2 separate regions of the Homo sapiens genome follow, and region 1 is linked to region 2. Evidence: chromatin loops called from intact Hi-C (ENCODE). Cell type or tissue: heart right ventricle. All regions are shown on one strand.

The links. Peaks named below come from ENCODE experiments on the same cell type or tissue, not always from the same donor. Only the 100,000 strongest peaks of a DNase experiment are listed, where the experiment ranks them.
Region 1: it touches region 2 in a loop (2.4-fold over the local background); 1 of 110 quality-filtered maps calls a loop at or near these places.

What each region holds. Positions count from the first base shown.
Region 1 is chr2:28,310,463-28,314,462 of GRCh38, reverse strand. The region is part of intron 11 of BABAM2 (BRISC and BRCA1 A complex member 2); the gene reads right to left. Among named protein-coding and RNA genes, the nearest start is that of BABAM2-AS2, 2.0 kb to the right of the region's middle. In heart right ventricle, no CTCF peak of the experiment used is centred here; no DNase peak of the experiment used is centred here; H3K27ac peaks cover 725 bases.
Region 2 is chr2:28,210,733-28,214,732 of GRCh38, reverse strand. All of the region lies in intron 7 of BABAM2 (BRISC and BRCA1 A complex member 2), which reads right to left. Among named protein-coding and RNA genes, the nearest start is that of BABAM2-AS2, 98 kb to the left of the region's middle. In heart right ventricle, no CTCF peak of the experiment used is centred here; no DNase peak of the experiment used is centred here.

The DNA of each region.
Region 1 (4,000 bases), 100 kb before region 2:
GAGAGCTGAGCTCAGCTGCCTGGTGAATTTGGGATAACTCAGACCTTAATCTGAGGAAAAGAGGTGGTGCAGTATGAAACCAATCTAAAAGTTGGGAAAGCCAAGGTATATGCTCAGTTCCTACACTAAGTGACTCTGTGACCTTGAATACGTCCCTTCCTTTTGCAGGGTCTCAATTTCATAACCCGTAAAATAGGTGTAATAGCAGTACCTAGCTCATAAGGTTGTTACGAGAATTACAGAAATTAAAAAACATAAAGCACTTAGAGCTATGCTGGTGTACTATAATTATTCAATACATTTTACAATTCTTATTGTCTGTAAGGTGATTAGGAGGCACTGGGTGACCCATTGTTTATTCTGAGAAAATACGTGATCTTGCCCTTATATGCACGTTCCTGTAATGCTCACTTTTCTGGATACCTGGAATAATGACAGTTTAAGGATTATCCAGTCTCCCAAATGATCAATAATGCAAAACTGGGGTTTTCTACATTTTGATTTTGATTGTTAGAAGAACTACATAGCTTCCTGCTTTGCAATTCGGACTGTACTCAGTCTGCTGAGTAGTTAATGCCGTGGACAGCCTCACTGTCAGAATGTAATCTCAAGCAGCGATGGACCATTCCAGAAATCAATCAGTAGGCTTTGAGTTGGTGCTCTTCAAAATGTGTGTGTGTTAGTCTTCAGTGCTTTGTACATATTCTGCATATAGTGAGCTCTTACACGTTTGCTGAAGAGATTTAGCAGTAACTTAACTGCAGCTACACACAGACTGTAGGCTTACTAGTTGCTTCTGGATCAACTAGGAAACCACTGTTCTGCCCAATTCTCACAATCATGGCTGCTCTAAAGGCTGTTCTTCCGAGTGTCAAGGCCCCGCTACCTGGCAACTCAGCCCTGCCCACTCATGGCACACAAGGAGACAAACAAACTACTTTTTTTCCTCAGAAGTGACTTTGGATTACAGACTACCCTAGCTCACCCCCACCCCATTTCTGCTTTCTTGGCTTCGATTTTCCATTAGGCATGACTAAGTGCCAGAGGTTCTGTCTGTCTGGGAAAATAGGAGTCACTGGAATTTTCTATCCTCTTCTCAATGTGCAGCCTCCCTGCTGCTTTGGAGATAGCAGTAAAGTGATGTCTTTCCTTTGGCGCATTCCATTACAATACTCCTTCTTCTCTTTTGCCCATAGACGCTAGTAATAAGTTTGGCCACAGAAGCATGTTACCTTCTCTTAAAAGTACTTGGTTTTTAGACTCTCAGCAGGGTTATTTCTGCTCACAAACACCCTGGGTTTTCCCCATGGGCACAGAGGCCTTCAGCCTCCTGGGTGAGCCACTAGGAAGAAGGCACCCATGCCAGGCCACTCCACGGGTAGGTGGATGTGTACGTGGTGCAGGCTAAACTCCTGCCCTTGATGATTCTGTGCTGCTCCTGTGAGCAAGGGAGCAGGAAAGAGGGGAAACGTAGGAGGTCAGAGGTGGCTTGGGCTGGGCTTTGGACCAGTAATCAGGGGCATAGGGTTCTAATCTTGATACTGTATGCCTTGCACAAATTCTTCTAGGAAATGAAAATGATGAACTGAAAGTCAACTCTATGCCAATCACTGTGCTTAAAGGTCTATATCGATTATTTCATTGAATGTCTATCACAATAGTTAATGCTTACCATATTTAGACCTGGCAGTACTAGATGATCTCTAAAGTTCCTTCCATGTTCCATGTTCTGTGACTGGCCCCCACTGTCACACTTAACTTCCCAGGATGCATTCCTACTTAGTCACCCAACTTATCTCTGCTGTTGGTTGTGGATTTTGCAGGACAGTGGAGTAGAGGTAACTGCCCCAGTGAGTTTTCTAAATTTTGGTTTTGATTTTTAGAAGAACTACGTAACTTCCTGCTTTGTAATTCTGAGTTGTACTCAGTCTTCTGAGTAGTTAATGCCATAGATAGCCTCATTGTCAGAATGGAATCTCAAGGAGTGACAGACCATTCCAGAAATCAATCAGTAGGCTTTGAGTTGGGGCTCTTCAAAATACGTGTGTGTGGTAGTCTCCAGTGCTTTGTACATACTCTGTATATAATGAGCTGGATGGTACCTGCTTCCCATTTTTGCTCACCTCTGTAAATCCTCTACTTTAATAAGGCATGAATCTAGTTCATTTTCACAGGTGGCCCTTGTGCTGAATGATCTGACAAAAGACAAGACAGAATCTTGTTTCTGCAGAAGCAAGGCCTCTGCTTGTCATTATGATATGCACACAATGGACAATCCTGATGGTTCTTTGATGCTTCCCTTTTTTCTAGAATTCATGCCTTAATGAGAAGTGATAGAAACAAGCGGCTTGGCCCTCCTGCCTTGGCTGGACTCCACATCACTCATGACAGCCCTGAGCAGCCCTGGCGGCACCTGTCATAAACTAACACACACATCTGAACAGTCAAGCCTAATTCCTAAGAAGCTGTTTTAACTTGACATCTGAAAATGTATTGCATCTAGAATTATTTTATTGGGTGTGTGTTCAGGGCATATGTGTGCACGTTCTGCAACTGAAGTGTTCTATAAATATCAGATACGAGCTGTACAAAAAGGCATCACGTACACGGTGTACTTAATTCCATTTAGTAATGTTTTCAATTTGTGTCTGACCTCCGGCAACAGAGATGGAAGTTTCTCAACATGAATAAAAAAGTATGCTCAGCTACCTTAAACAATTTTCACTTAAAATTCCAGAAATATATTAGAGCTTAGTGATTACCAGGTGGGTACTAGCCCAGTACTTTCAGAGGAAGGTACTGAAGTCCAGAAAGGTGACGTGTCTTTTCCATGATCACGAAGGAAATTAATAATGGTCCCTAGATGAGACCCAGGTCACTTGACTCCCAGGCCACTATCCTTTGCTTTTTCTTGACTTACTGTACGTTTCTTCCCCCAGCTGTTCAAAAGGAACTCTGATTCCATTAATAGCATATGTTCCTACTATGGTTTATCATAAAAATCCCAAACCAGCTCCTCTACCCTTTCCTTTCTAACTCTATAGGACACCTGTCTATTTTTCCAGGAAAGAGAATACGTGACCCTAACTCACAAGCAAGGAAGTTGCTCTCCTTGGTGATCCCAAACACTTCCCCAGTGGCTGGCGGGGTAATTGGAACCCAAGCTTGAACACTCGATTGTTCTTTTTTTTTTTTTTTTTTTGAGACAGGGTCTCATTCTGTCGCCTAGGCTGGAGTGCAGTGGCGCGATCTCGGCTCACTGCAAGCTCCGCCTCCCGGGTTCACGCCATTCTCCTGCCTCAGCCTCCCAAGTACCTGGGACTACAGGTGCCCACCACCACACTCGGCTAATTTTTTGTATTTTTAGTAGAGGCAGGGTTTCACCATGTTAGCCAGGATGGTCTTGATCTCCTGACCTTGTGATCCGCCTGCCTCGGCCTCCCAAAGTGCTGGGATTACAGGCGTGAGCCACCGCGCCCAGCCCACTCAATTGTTCTTGAAAGGGCACACCTGAGTTAATTTTCCTGACAAAGATGTGCTGACCTTCCAGTTACTCTTTTTTTCTTTATTTTTATTTTTGAGACGGGGTCTTGCTCTGTCACCCTGGCAGGAGTGCAGTGGCACGATCTTGGCTCACTGCAACCTCTGCCTCCCCGGTTCAAGTGATCCTCCTGCCTCAGTCTCCTAAGTAGCTGGGATTACAGACGCCCGCCATCATGCCTGGCTAATTTTTGTATTTTTAGTAGAGACAGGGTTTCACCATGTTTCCCAGGTTGGTCTTGAATTCCTGACCTCAGGTGATCCACCTGCCTCGGCCTCCCAAAGTGCTGGGATTACAGGTGTGAGCCACCACGCCCAGCCCAGTTACTCTTTCTGTGTGACTATCCTGATAAGCTGAGTTCAGTGCAGCTTCTTCTGGCTTGTGTGACTGAGGCCAGAACAAAAGCCCTAACTGTTTTCCACTGAGAAAGCAGGATAAACAGGGGGTGCAGTCTTTAAA
Region 2 (4,000 bases):
CATCAACAAAAATCTTACAGCAAACATAATACTTAATGACAAAAACTAAATGTTTCCCCACCTAGGATTGGGAACAAGGCAAGAATTGTCTGCTGTCACCACTCTTATTCAAAATGGTATTGGAAGTCCTAGCCAATGCAATGAAGCAAGAAAAAAGGCATACGTATATCAGAAAGGAAAAAATAAAACGGCCCTTATTTGTGTAAGACATGATTGTCTACAAAGAAAATTCCAAGGAATCTATAAAAACACTCACAGAACTATTCTCATGAACACAAGGTCAACAAGATTGTTGGACACAAAATCAACACACAAAAGTTAATCGTATTACTATATACCAGCAATGAACACATGGAAATCAAAATTAAAAATGTAATATCATTTTTATTTGCTCTCAAAAAATAAAAAGAAATACCTAAATATAATGCAAATACAAAGAGGCAGCACAAGAGACTTCTTTTGTGGTGATAGAACAGTTCTGTATCATGATTGTGGTGGTGTTTACATGAATCTATATATCAGATTAAATTGCACTAAGCTACACACACACACACATATACATACACACATGTGAATGCAGGTTAAAAAGATGATGAAAACTGACTAAGGTCTAGTCTAGTTAGCAGTAACATGCCAATGTCAATTTCCTGATTCTGATTATTGCACGGCAGCCATATAAAATATCACCAATGAGGGAGCCAGATGAAGGATGCATAAGACTCTGCACCATTTCTGCTAACTTCCTGCCTTTATTTCAAAATAAAAAGTGCTGTTTTTTTTTTTTTTAAAGCAAGTTAAAGTTCTAGTAATGGATCTTCTCCATTTCTAGAGTACTTTTAAAAAACATAGAAAACCAAGTAAATTTCATCTCCTGGTTTCCTTTTACAGATAAAAAAAGTGGCTTTTTATATCCAAGCAATCAATGATAGAACCAAGCATGAGTTCCAGTAAAGGAAGAAAGAAACAACAATAATAAAAACTTAGAGTGCTTACATTAGACATATAAATAAACCAAAAATGTATTTTAATTCTGATGTTCCATATCTATTACTATTTTTTAATCCTATAATATACATCTTAAGTTCAATTTTTTAAAAAGAAATGGGATATAAGCATATTTTAATAAAGTAAAGCAAAATTTAAATAATTAGTAGAAGTTAATTAGGTCTGATCTGGCAAGAAATTAATTATATTCCTTATTAATATTATATACTCCCCCTTTTCTCAATATAATACAGCATTCCCACCCTTGGTCTCACTAAATGCTCTATGTTACTCATATATTAAGTTACTGAAATTCCATTACTTCTAACAATTTGCATGTATGTCTCAAAAAGGTAGGCAAACGCCTCTATTTCTTATGCAAACTACCGCTGTAGATCAAGAAAGCTCCTATATAGTATCCACTGAGTTCTTGGTAGCTTCTTTAGTGTTCAGTTTCTTACCAGATCCCCAAATAGACATCTCCATATAAAAGCTTAATAATTTTTTAATTTTTTTTTTTTTTGAGACAGGGTCTCGTTCTGTCACCCAGGTGGAGTCCAGTAGCATGATCTGGGCTCACAGCAACCTCCATGTCCTGGGCTCAAGTGATCCTCATACCTCAGCGTCCTGAATAGCTGGGACCACAGGTGCGTGCCACCACACCCAGCTAATATTTGTATTTTTTGTTTGTAGAGACAGGGTCTCACTATGTTGCCCAGGCTGGTCTCAAACTCCTGGCTGGGCTCAAATGATCCACCCACCTTGGCCTCCCAAAGTGCTGGGATTACAGGTGTGAGCCACTGTACCCAGCCATAAAAGATTAATAATTGCCTAGCACCTTTTGGTAAGCCTCTTGGGCTGTAGCTCAAATTAAAAGATCTAAGAATTACCCTCAGTAAGATTTTATGATTTCAGGAACACAGTTCTAATACTTCTCATTTTAACAGCATTGTCAATAACATTGTTAAGTGTCACCTGATACTGGACAATGTTTTCTAGAATAAAAATCTCTACTATTTTACATTAAAAATTGAACTACTATCATTTGCCCAAAAATGAGGGGGTCGGGAGCAGGAGATAAGGAAGGATTAGTTTCAAGGATAAAAAGAATATATACTTATCAAGTGACTCTGGCCTAAAAAACTACTTTTAATGTTGATGCTAAAGATAAACTAGAAATATTATATTTTTAGAATACACGCTCATATTATCTGATAAATGTAGGAAAAAAATTCCAAAGGATATAAGAAACTTAAAATGTAATTATCTGGGACTTGGTCTGATGAGGGAGAGGGTAAAAGAGAGACTTCACTACATCTCTTTTATAATTACTAAGGTTTGAACCATGAGAATGTATTATGGATGAAAAAACCTAAATTAAAAAACAAGTGTGCAGTTCCTCTAGAACAAAAGAATTGCTAGGAAAACAAAGCATAGCCCAATGAACCTAGAACCTAGAACAGTGCCTGGTGCATAGGAGGCACTCAAATGCTGAATAAATGAATGGCTGAAATGAAATTTGTAAAATGTTTATATTTCCTTAAAAAATGGCCAAAATAATTTGCAAATATCTCAAGCTATTCCAACTAACAGGAAATACAGAGGATAGAATAAGTTAAATACCACCATGAGAAAGTAGGCAGGAACTTCTAGAATATAGGACATTCTGCTGGACAACTGATTTGGTTTTGTCAACAAGTCAATTTTACAGGGAAGAAAAACAGCAAGAGGGTGAGGACTGTTCTAGATTAAGAGACTTATGGGAAAAAAAAATCTAATGCTATAGACTATTTGAATCCTGATTTGAACAAACCAACCACTATAAAAAGACACTTGAGACAAATGAGGAAATCTAAATGTAGACTGAGTTAAATGGCAGTAAAGAATTACTGGTAATTTTGTTATATATAATATCAGTATTGTGATACAAAATTTTTCTATATTTTTTTAAGACATATGGGAATCTTTTAAGTGAAATGACAATGTCTGTGATTGGATTTAATATAATATTATAGGACCCCTTCCAAAGAAAAAGAAAGGAAGAAAGAAAAGAAGGCAGAGTCCGGGCACAATGGCTCATGCCTGTAATCCCAGCACTTTGGGAGGCCAAGATGAGTGGATCACCTGAGGTCAGGAGTTCAAGACCAGCCTGGTGAACATGGTGAAACCCTGTCTCTACTAAAAATACAAAAAATTAGCTGGGCGTGGTGGCAGATGCCTGTAATCCCAGCTACTCGGGAGGCTGAGGCAGGAGAATTGCTTGAACCCAGGAGGTGGAAGTTGCAGTGCGCCGAGATCACGCCACTGTACTCCAGCCTGGGCAACAAGAGCGAAACTCTTTCTCAAAAAAAAAAAAAAAAAAGATAATAAGGAAGGAACTATACATGGATAAGTATGACCAAATGTTATTAAATACTAAGAATGACTATCTGCGGTCCATTATACTATGTTCTCTTGTTCTATGTATGCTTGAAAACTCTCAATCAAAAAATTATTTTTAAGTCCCAACTAACTCAACATGAAGACAGCAGTTGATCTCTTGGAGTCTAGAGTTTTCAAAACCTAACTGACAGCTCTCTTTTTTGGGAACCAATGCGAAATCAGGATGACAGATGAAATTCTGTGTCCCCTCTGTTTTTGGCAACTATTTGCTCAGGGAATACAAACTCATTTTAATGATCCAAGAAAAGTATATGATACACTTAAAGAACCAAATCATATAGATTACATTCTGAAATCAGATTTCAAATATTTGAATTGTCTTTACCACTGGCCTTTACTTGCATAAGGAATTAAGAGTTAACACTGGGATGAAATAACTTTATTTTTCTGTTCCAAAATTTCTGTTAAGTGTTCTCCTCAAATGTTTAAAATGTTTTGTTTAGAAGAAATATAATCATTTCAAGAAATCTGCCCTGAGGAAGCACTCTTACCCACTATTCTTTTGGAGATTCATTTTTAAGGGACTGGCCAAAAGTATTTCATGACAGCTTTGCTACTGTACTTCAGTTTCATG